2 separate regions of the Homo sapiens genome follow, and region 2 is linked to region 1. The links are chromatin contacts, found by Hi-C or POLR2A ChIA-PET in ENCODE. All regions are on one chromosome and are shown on one strand. Each heading gives the region's core, a stretch centred on a gene start or an enhancer-like site at or near the end of the contact. The rest is flanking DNA. Distances are from core to core; before and after follow the strand shown. Region 1 overlaps LOC107985960 (a long non-coding RNA gene). Region 2 overlaps ITGA6 (integrin subunit alpha 6).

Evidence for each region. Hi-C counts contacts between places; a loop is a spot of excess contacts on that map. ChIA-PET counts read pairs that join two places held with the same protein, here RNA polymerase II (POLR2A).
Region 2: a map of PC-3 shows a loop between it and region 1 (2.6-fold over the local background). The contact joins two enhancer-like sites. A Hi-C loop is called at or near these places in 4 of 168 maps with a recorded cell type or tissue (PC-3, endothelial cell of hepatic sinusoid, right lobe of liver and 1 more). POLR2A ChIA-PET finds 5 or more read pairs at or near these places in 4 of 52 experiments (OCI-LY7, WTC11 and activated T-cell).

What each region holds. Positions count from the first base shown.
Region 1 is chr2:172,346,004-172,351,574 of GRCh38, reverse strand. All of the region lies in intron 4 of LOC107985960 (a long non-coding RNA gene), which reads right to left. Among named protein-coding and RNA genes, the nearest start is that of ITGA6, 79 kb to the left of the region's middle. Within about 2 kb of position 2,439, at least 2 of the 41 ENCODE cell types and tissues checked have a DNase peak (open chromatin) inside an H3K27ac peak, as active enhancers do; they include PC-3, where a contact is called at or near this core.
Region 2 is chr2:172,439,277-172,444,847 of GRCh38, reverse strand. All of the region lies in intron 1 of ITGA6 (integrin subunit alpha 6), which reads right to left. Among named protein-coding and RNA genes, the nearest start is that of ITGA6, 14 kb to the right of the region's middle. Within about 2 kb of position 2,112, at least 13 of the 41 ENCODE cell types and tissues checked have a DNase peak (open chromatin) inside an H3K27ac peak, as active enhancers do; they include PC-3, where a contact is called at or near this core.

The DNA.
Region 1 (5,571 bases), core at 1,190-3,689:
TTTATTTCATTCAATCGCAGAACAAGAAGGCATGGAGGACCCTCAGGGAGCTCCCTTCTAATACAGCTCCCTCCGTGTCCATATGAAACCAAGGCCTAGTGTGGTCGCCAAAAAATGACCCTAGGCCAAAGTAAGACCTTCTAGCCTTGGCTAGATTTTTCTTTGTTTCCCAATCTAATAGAACAGGCCAGCCTGGCCCAGCTCCCAGCTCCAGCACACGAGGTTTTGCCAACAGGCTTCACGAGTGCCCAGCAGAAAGGTTGCCAAGCTCAGACCTCACCCTGGCTCATTATCCACAGGCAGGGCTCTCCCATGACTTTCTGGCTGCCCTTGCTGCCACCTCTCTTTGTGGGACAGCTGTACAAGTTTGGCCGCTGGTGACTTCAGTCACAGGTCTTGTTTTTGTTTGGCGGATAAACGTGATCAAGTTCCAAGTCCTCCTACTGAGACAGAGGGTATTCTGATTCTCTGTGACACCTGCACCATCTTAACATTGTCTGTGTCACCCAGAGCCTGGAGTGGCCCACGCCTGAGTCTTGAGGACAAGGGACCACAGGAGAAGAGGAAGCTGTGGTCGTCAGAGAGTCCCAGCACCCTCTTCTCTTTACAGAATCACCTTCCATGTTTGCCTGCCAGTGGATCTTTTCAGTTATTCTTTTTATTTTATTATTATTTTTTTGAGACAGAGTCTCTCTCTGTTGCCCAGGCTAGAGTGTAGTGGCATGATCTCGGCTCACTGCAACCTCTGCCTTCAGGGTTCGAGTGATTTTCATGCCTCAGCCTCTAGAGTAGCTGGGATTACAGGCATGAGCCATCACGCCTGGCTAATTTTTGTATTTTTAGTAGAAACAGGGTTTCACCACGTTGGCCAGGCTGGTCTCGAATTCCTGATCTGCCTGCCTTGGCCTCCCAAAGTGCTGGGATTAAAGGTGTGAGCCACTGTGCCCAGCCTCAGTTATTCTTTTGTGCCTCAATGATTACAGTTCTCCCATTTCCTGAAAAGCTTCTCTCCTAGGAAACACTTGGACCATCCAGTAGAGTCACTGACTGTAGCTTAAAAGACCTATGTCAATCTTTCTAAAAGTGAGGTAGACATCAGAAACACTGGGTCTTTGTTAAAAATGAAGACTGAGGGCCCTCTCCCAGCCTTTCTGAATTAGAATCTCTTGGAGTAGTGGCTGGAAATCTGATGTTTTACAAAAGTGCCCCAGCGAAAGTGATGTACATCAATGTGAGTCTGACTCAATTATGCCTTACAGTATGGAATAATTGTGCTCCCTGTGTCCTCTGGGTCTTGTCTTCTAGATCTCTGTCAAAAAAAGGTAAAAGATTGTGAAAATGCTAACTTAATGACTAAGATTATTTCTTGGAGGCAGGGGTCCATTTCTTCTGCCCTGACTTCACCTTACCTCATCAAGCCCCAATAGTAGACAGGATAATTGCCCATGAAGGATACCTAAAACCAGAGACTCATGGACCACCTTCCACCTCCTTTCCATATGGAATTTTAGTTCCCCCCCACTCCCACCCCACCAAACCCTGTGAGATGGATTTCAAAGTTTAGTGACCACTTTGGGAGCACAAATATGGGGTGTTTTTTAAAATTTGTTTTATTTTTATTTATTTATTTTTTAAGACAGAGTTTCACTCTTGTTGCCTAGGCTGGAGTAGAATGGCACCATCTCGGCTCATTGCAACCTCCGCCACCCAGGTTCAAGCGATTCTCCTGCCTCAGCCTCCTGAGTAGCTGGGATTACAGGCACCTGCCACCACGCCCAGCTAATTTTTGTATTTTTAGTAAAGACAGGGTTTCACCATGTTGGCCAAGCTGGTCTCGAACTCCTGGCCTCAGATGATCCACCTGCCTCGGTCTCCCAAAGTGCTTGGATTACAGGCGTGAGCCCCTGCACCTGGCCGGGTGTTTCTTTTTGTGCGGCAAAGGTCCCTGGAGCCATTGACCTCCACTTTACTTGTTTAGAAAACAAAATGACATGAGGATTCTGAGACTTCATTTCAGCTTGACTTCAGAAAGAAGTCCACAGGAATGCAAAAATCATCCCTTCCTTAAAAAACCAAGTGTCATCTAAAATACCTAGATAACTAAATGAGATCTTGTTCTTGTCCCCAAGATGACTCTTCATCCATTGACAGAGGGATGAAACTTGATAATTAAGTCTGCAGCCTTGTTCCAATCATGAGCAAAAAGCTGACAATGCATCCTACACATATTTTGTGTCTGCATCTTGCTTCTGAAGAATCCAAAGCACTTCCACCTGTCTCTGTGTGTCCTCTGGCACGGAGGATGGCAGACATCCACCCTGATTCATAGATGACCCTTTTGAGGCCAGAGAAGTATGTGATTTGTGCAAGTAGAACATTTCAGTAACAACAGAATTCCAGAAATTGATTAAGGTGATTTACTCCTTGGGTCAGAGAGCTGAGCCACTCTCTTTCTGCAAAAAGTCATCTTTTCAGTGCCCAGGACATTTTAATCTTGTTGGCATTCAGTGTGCAAATAAAGCTGACTCACAGGTAAAGCCATCTCCGGACACTTTTCCCCACCTTTTATACCCTGCTTACTGACATGAGGGTTTTCACCTGTTCCTGTTATTGTAGGAGAAAAAAAAATCTAAGTAGTTAATTAAAATAGAATGTTAACTTACATTATTTCCCTGAGATGCAACTGGATTATGGAAGAAATGCTTAGAAGAGGATTGCTTTACCCAAATAAATGACTAGTTGATTTTGAAATTTTAGACATCAGCAGGATAGGAAACTTCCAAGTATTCTTTTTAAAATGTGTTTAATGGATATACTTATGAGTCAGCTTTATTTGCAGACTGAATGCCAACAAGATTAAAATGTCCTGGGTACCCAAAAGGTGACTTTATGCAGAAAGAGGGCGGCTCAGTTCTCTGACCCAAGGGTCAAGTACCTTAATCAATTTCTAGAATTCTGCTACTACTGAAATATTCTACCTTGAACAAATCACATACTCCTCTCGCCTCAGAAGGGTCACCTGTGGAACATGGTGGATGTCTGCCCTCCTCCATGCCAGGGGACACACAGAGACAGGTGGAAGTGCTTTGGATTTTTCTGAAGCAAGCAGAATGCCAAAACCTATCTATAGGACAGCAGATATTAGAATGAAGAAACTGTCAAACACAAAATTAAAAACAGAATTTAAGTAACCAAAGTCTATCTAAAAATCACCCAAAGAAGGTGATTTTGGAGGTCTGGAATCACAATTTTAAATGAACTTGTAAAAATTATCCAATCTGGAGACATCCATTATAGACCAAGATGGAGGATCAGAAACCGAACTTATTCTTCTACTCCAAACAACGAAAAAATCAGACAAAATATATGAAACAACAGTTCTCAAGACATTGGACATCAGGCAATGAAAGGCAGTGATCCCTGAAAGATGGGATAACAGATGAGGTGAGCCCTAAGATTTTCCCAGCTTACTGCATTGAGAGAGTTTCCAGGCCACAGTGCAAGGAGGAGAAACCCAGATGGAGTCAGCTGTCTCTCTGAGTAGAGGAAACTGGGGAGGCCGAGGTAGCTAGAGCTCACAGGGTGGAATACCAGAGAGGAGAGAGCTGCAGAGAGGACTCTGGAAATCTGCAGAGGATCCCCCTAAATATTCAGTTGACTATTTGTTCGATATAAATGAGAAGAAACTGCCTGACAGTAGGAAAGAATTACCTGAAATAATTAAGGAATAAGGAGTACAGGGAGCTCACCTAGGGCTGGGAACAATGCCTGTTCTCACTAGCCAGACCTCATAACTCACAGGGTATCAGGTAGACTACTCAAAAGGGCCTTCACTTGGCACTGGGTGACATTAACCATAGACCAAATACTGCCCTAGTCCCACTTAAAAAAGCTTACTCAAGAAGAAACAGATAACCTAAATAGCCCTGTTAAATAAATTGAATTTGTAGTTTAAAATCTTCCCACAAAGAAAGCTCCAGACTCAAATTCCTTCACTTGGGGATTTTACCAAACATTTAAGAAAAAAACAATACCAATTCTACACAAACTCTCCCAGAAAAGTAAAGAGAAAGGAATACTTTCCAATACTGCATGAGGCCAGAATTAGTACAATAACAGAATCCAGAAAAAGACACTGCAAGAAAACTACAGACCCATATTCTTCATAAATAAGACTCAAGAATTCTGAACAAAATTTTAGCAAATTGAATCCAATAACATATAAGAAGGACAATGCATTATGACCAAATAGGATTTATCCTGGAAATGCAAACAAGTCATTCAGGCAGTTACTACCTATCAGAGTTAGAGCTGCAGGGAGGAAAAAAATTTTTTTTTCATCTCTGACCCAGGTCAAATGTCTTGTTTTATTAAGCTGAGGCCAAACTGCAGAACAAATTGTACTAAACTAAAACTAGTATTAAAGTCTCCTGGTTGCTAATCCAATGTGCTTTCTACAACACAAGTGTAAGAAAAAGTAGGAAACAACAAAAGCTGGAGTCTAATAAAGAGAGGCTTGTAGAAAACTATGAGAAAAAAAACCAAGAATTTGAATGGGATATCAGATGTGAACTTTTGAAGAATGTCAGTGATGTATCATGGCGCTAGTTCTAAACACATCTATTTTTCATGAGACTAATAACAGTTTTTGTGCAAAGGAAAGAATTATCTGCAATAAAATAGATGAAATACTTATTTTAAAAATATTTCTCATAATAAAAGTGTTAAAATGACTCAAACTGTTTTTTTGATCTAACACGAACATGATTCTTACGACCAGAAAATTGCCCTGTTTGCAAATAAGGCCAAAAAAGCAAGATGATGTAAGATTATGCAAAATGCAAGCCAATAAAGTCATATGTAGATATACAGAAATATTATTAATCTTGATGAAAAAATACATCATTGGTTTGAAGCACAAATAAATATTTCTCTTAAAAAGCAATGACTTATTTAATAGCTGTCTGTAAGCCATGTGTTCATTTAATAAGAATCACATGTGCCTATTAAAATAAAGATAGACTACCAGCTAATGGTGAACTATGAACAAATCCACAGACTGTGGATCTGCCTACCTTTCTATCCCTATGTGAGTTCCCCATGAGCAGGAGCTAGGTCTTACTCATCTTCATATTGCTGGGGCTAGCAGAATCCCTGGCATGTACTCAATCCTTTCTTCTTGCTCCCAGACTTGTGTCATGTGAGATAATGAACACCCTTGCTGTTTGAGTTAGTCAAATGGAAGTTTCTTACTTGCAGCCAAGAGCATCAGCATTGAGACAACCACTGCATGAGTCTCCATTTCCTGAATTGTAAAACCGGGAATGGTAACATCTGTCTGATGGGGTTTTGAGAGCAATAAATGAGATAATCTACTTAGAACCCTTTGCACAGTGCCTGTCTTAGGAAATGCTAAGTAAATGTAAGTTTCCTTTCCTCTCTTAAGGAATTTGCCATTTAAAAACCAAGGAGACAAAGTTCAACACATTCAAAGTTCACAGAACTGTTCATGATGTCACCTGCTAAACTTGATGCTGCCAATTTTGAGATAATTATTGCATTAACCATGAT
Region 2 (5,571 bases), core at 863-3,362, 94 kb before region 1:
ACAGATGGTGGCCATAGCACGGGAGCTACAATCCAGGGGCTCCTCGCTTATGAGGGCATTTCCCCTTTATTGCTGGGTTGTGGGGGGGAAATACGTGGCGATTAGGGGGGTTCCTATGTGAAAACTGGCCAGGGAAGTAGAGAAAGAAACTCAGGGGGGTTTGGGGCAAAGCTATTTACAGGTTGAGTATCATTTTTCTGAAATGCTTGGGACTACAAGTGTTTTGGGTTTTTGGTTTTTTTTGGCGGGGGGCGGGGGGCGGGGATTTTGGAATATTTGCATTAATACTTACTGAGCATCCCAAATCTAAAAATCCAAAATCCGAAATGCTCCAATGAATGTTTCTCTTGCATGTCATGTTGGCAGGCACTCAAAAACACTCAAAAAGTTTCCAGCTTTGGAGCATTTCAGATTTTGGTTGTTCATATTTGGGATACTCAACGTGCACCAACCAGAATGAAAGTTATTTCAATATTTTAGCAACTAATACTTCTTTGTGTATACTGAATCAGTCCTACTTGGACTTGCTATTGCTGAGATAATATAGTGTATGCCTGTAGCAGCTACTACCTCCAGAAAGCTTACATCTTCTTTTCTGCTCCATAACAAACTGGCAGACCAAAACCATAATTAGAGATATCAAGGAAGTTACAAGAATGGTGGGTTCAAGTCTTGGCAGTACCACCCGTTAGCTGAGTATCACTATGGATTATCTGTGAAATCGTTCTATCTAAATATTCTCATAGGGTGTTGCAAGGATCAAATGAAACGATGGGCCAGGCATGGTGGCTCACTCCTGTAATCCCAGAACTTTGGGGGCCAAGGTGGGAGGATCACTTGAGCCCAGGAATTTGAGACCAGCCTGAACAACATGGTGAAACCTCATATTTACAAAAAATACAAAGATTAGCCAGGCGTGGTAGTGCATGCCAGTAGTCCCAGGTACTCGGGAGGCCGAGGCGGGAGGATCACCTGAGCCCAGGAGGTTGAGGCTGCAGTAACCCGTGAGTGCACCACTCGTACTCCAGCCTGGGCGAAAGCGTGAGACCCTGCCTCAAAAAAGAAAAAAGAAATAACATCAAGTAACTTTGTAAACTCAACACAGTGATAAAACATGAAACACTATACGCAATCTTACACATTCCAACAAGCCATTCTAATTTTAACACATACATTTTAACAAGCATAAAGTACAGCTAGGACACAAACATTGAAGCCTTCAGGGATCCAACAGCTTGGGCATAAGGCTGGAAACTCGATTGTTGAAAAGACTCTACTAAACCCACTGATAGCGTAGCCTGTGGTCCTATCAGATGGTTAGGATAGAAAGGAATGAGGGCAGCCACTCCTCCAGAATCAGCCGTGACCATTAAAACAACAACGCCGGCCAGGCCACTCTGCACTAGGAATTAATTAATTCACCTTAAATTAATTCATTTAAGGTGAAATGAGGGAAGCATAAAGTTCTTCACTGCAGCACTGCTTTTAACGGCGAAGGATTAGAAATTATCTGAATACCCAGACTGGTTAAATAAATCATAGTTCATCCTCGAAACTGAGTATTATGCAGAGATTAAAAATAATAAGGAAGCTCTTTATTTACAAGATTGAACAGGCATTAAAACATACCAAGAGAAAAAGAGCAAGGTGCAAAAGAATCTACATGGCAAATGGGTAAAAAAAATCTATGTACATATTTGCTTGTAAATGTATAGGTAGCTCTGAAAGATTCACAGTAAGCTGGTAAAACAATGGTTGCCTCCAGGAAGAATAGGATGCCCAGAGATCAAGGGTGGGAGGCTGACTTTCATTCCATCTTTGTAGTTTTAATATTTGTACCATGTGACTGTACTACCTATTCAAAAATAAATTAAAAATGAAATTTTAAAAATGGAGGTCAGTCCATGGACACGAGGGTCACTGAAAATCTTGCAGAGAAAATGATGGAGATAGTGAGGTTAAAAAAAAAAAATCAGCGCCCACAAGTCATGAAGCAAACCTTGTAATTGCATAAAACAAGCTCACACATGCTCTCTTTATGTGGGCAGTTGCTGGCAAAGAGTCAAAGATTGATTTTTACAGCCCGTTCCAGAGGCATGACAACACATCAGTAAAGCAAGCTCACAAACACGTACCTACTGTGCGCCAGGCACTGTGCTGGCAACTGGGGCATTACAATGAAGAGTGAATGTAAGGCAGAGGGCAAACTACATGGAAGAAAAGAGGTGCAACAGCTGAAAAGGTAGATAAGCTTTCCTAGGGAGTCCCACAGTCAAGTGAGCTGCAGCATAAAATGAATGACATCAGAGACAGGAACTCTAACCTTCCCTATGAACATCCATGGCACTGACAGCATTCAGGGGAACCTTTCAGCTATGAAAATACATCCAACAAGAACTCCTCACCCTTCGTCTATCCTCCTTTCAGAAAGGACTGAATCTGTCCTTTCTAGGGGAGTCCCAATATTCAGACTGAAAGCACTGTAAAGTGCTGTTTATAAATAGCTGCAGGGTCCAAATGCTTTAGTCCTGGATGCTGTGGGCACTCCTCAACCTGCCTGGGGCAATCACTTCCTACCGGGAGGAGCTGGGTTCACCCAAGCAGAGTGAGTCAGTGGCCTGAGTCAGGCACCTCGCCTTTCATCTAATCTAAAGCAATGAATGAGGGGTGTGGCGGTAACCAGGACTCCTTATTCAGAAACATGACGCAGGGGTTGGTGAGAAACATGGGGAACACACAGCTGCTTCTGGATTTGTGGCCACAGGCAAATCCGAGCCTAGTTTCTAATGGAGAAATGTTTATCATCTGAGCAACTCAGGATGGTACCTCTCTATGATGAGAAAGAGATCTGGACAAGTTTGATGGGACACGAACCGACGTACTTAAGCTTCTGGTGGCATTTTATAAAAACAGACACATTAGCTAGCTGGACCTCTGCTTAGGGGTGAGGGCGGGATGGGGTTCTAGTGGGAAATGAAGCAGAAACAACTCAGGACAAGAAGGGAATTGTAGGCACAGCTCTGTCTGTAGCTGGCTGCAGGACTATGACAAATCCTAGGTCTCCATTTCTTGTTCTATGAAATGAGGATGGTGGTCTACCTTTCCAGGCCATTCCCCAAGTTCCTTCCCAACTTCTACAAGTGGAAAATAGTTTCAATTGTAAAGAAATTCACAAAAACATTGGGTATTACTAGAATGTGTCTACTCTCGTTCACAGATGAAAACACCTGTGTCTTATGCACTGAGGTTTGATTTTTTTTTTTTTTTTTTTTTTTTTTTTTTTTTTTTAAAGAGACAGCGTCTCCACTCTGTTACCCAGGCTGGAGTGCAGTGACACAATCATAGCTCACTCTCACCTTGAGTTCCTAGGCTCAGGCCTTCCTCCCACCTCAGCCTTCCAAAGTGCTGGGATCACTGGCATGAGCCACCATGCCTGAGTTTAGATTTATTTTAAAGCATATTTTTAAGAGTTACAAGTGTCAGGCTCTGTTAAAGCTCTAGGCAAACACAGATAAATCAGACCCAAACCCCTGCCTTCAGTGGCCTCACAGTTCAGGACCCTCAGTAAGCTTTTATTCTGACAGCTAATAGATAGATAATATTTATTAGTTTCTATTCTGATAGCTCCCAAATAACTTATTAGAAATCTCATCATGAAAACATCAGTAAGAAAAAAGAGAGCCTATTAAACTCAACAGGATGAGAGCAACGGAGAAATTAGTCATTACCAACTCAAGAATCTAGAGCTGCTCCCAGGTAATAGATTAACATGGGTCTAAAGGAAGCAGGGTGGGGAGAAGGGATTAGTGAACAAGGAAAGTATTTGCAAGACAAGCTAAAGATGGCCTTAATACAGAGGACAGCTGTTAGTCCAATTGGTGTTCCCTGAACAAACAGGCACTTCCTTTCAAACTTCAAGCCACAAATCAAGCCTCAGCTTCAATCAGAACACAGAATGCAACTGAAACCACTCTTGGTTTCATCTTAAAGCTACCAAGAGTTAAGGAGTACTAACAACATATAAATGACAAATAAGCTAATATAGCCAGGCATTTTATTAGTTGCAATTTTCTGTTACTCAATTAAAAACTTAAATTACTTGGTTTCTCAAAGGCTGTTGGTGCCAGGTATACAACTGCTGAATTCAACTCATAGCAGTCCTTAACCGGATTGGAAAAACACATAATAAGCTAAGAGACTAAATTTCAACTTGTACCATAAATATGTTAAACTTTAAATTTCATTGCCACTAATACACATTAGAATATAGTACTAAATGATACAGCACAATCATATATTGAGTTAAAGTTTGTTTAGCTTATCAATACTTTATGGCCTCATAATATGAAACAACATCATTTCCGGGCAAGAAATGATGTGAATATACTTAACAATACTGAATCATACACTTTAAAATGGTTAAAATAAATTTTATGTTATGTATATTTTACCACAATTTTTTTTCAAAGTACCAGCATGTAAAAGATCATTCTAAAGAAATGTTTACCCTGGTTCCTGTTCTCTAAAAGCCTTTAGTGTATTTGGGGAATCAAAGAGTTCAACAAATACCTACTGAATATCCATTTCTATGTATTAGATTTGAACCAAAACTGAACAAGATGTCAGCCTTGTTCTTAAGAAGCTCACAAACCAACAGGACTCATATCCATCAGGCATACATTTATAGGGTGCCTTCCATATGCACGGGATTTAGCAAGGCCAGGAGGGCAAACAGGTGCTGTCTTATTTGCAAACACCCACACAACAGTGAAGGCTGACCAATGTTGACCTGAAGAATTCTGAGACTCCACTGAAAAAATGTGCTATGGTCATTTGGAGTGCCCTAGTAAGCAGGGGAAGGGGTGACAGTGGCTGTATTTTCTATCTCTCCCAGCCCACTATGTAGGGGACATTTAAAAACCCAAGATACTGTTCTATTAAGGGCAAGATTTATGTGGCACAAGTTTAACTCCAAGAATGGGCTATTTCACCAAACGGAAGATGTGTATGGCATACCATCAGGTGGACTGGGCACTGGGCAGCTAGGTTTCAGGGCCCACATTACCACTGACTAGCTGTCACTTGACTTTTCTGGGTCTCAGTCTTCCTTCTAGAGAGAAAAGGTTGAGCTGGTCAATGCTTCCCAGCCATTTTCACAAAAGCACTGAATGACAGAGGCAGGTGAACATGTACAGAGGCACAGTGCAAAGCAACCACCAAAAGCTTGCAATGTCTTCGAAGACTTGTGTTTTATATAAGTACACACTTCATTCTGTACTATAATGAAGCTTTTATACCACCACCATGCCACCTCAGGAAGATGTTTCATATCTGATTTGCAGCACACCAGGGGAATGTATGCTCAAGTCCTGATGACTCACACTTTTGCAAAATTCCAAAGATATTCTATTTCCTTTTGAACTCAGATTTCCCTCAAGGTCTATACCAATAATCTTGAAAGAAGAGATTGAAAAACGACAGTATTTTAGAACCCAAAGTGCTGATTGAGCCTCATTTTCTACACTCCTGACAATTCAACAAGGCCATTCGTCATTTTTTATTCAATATATG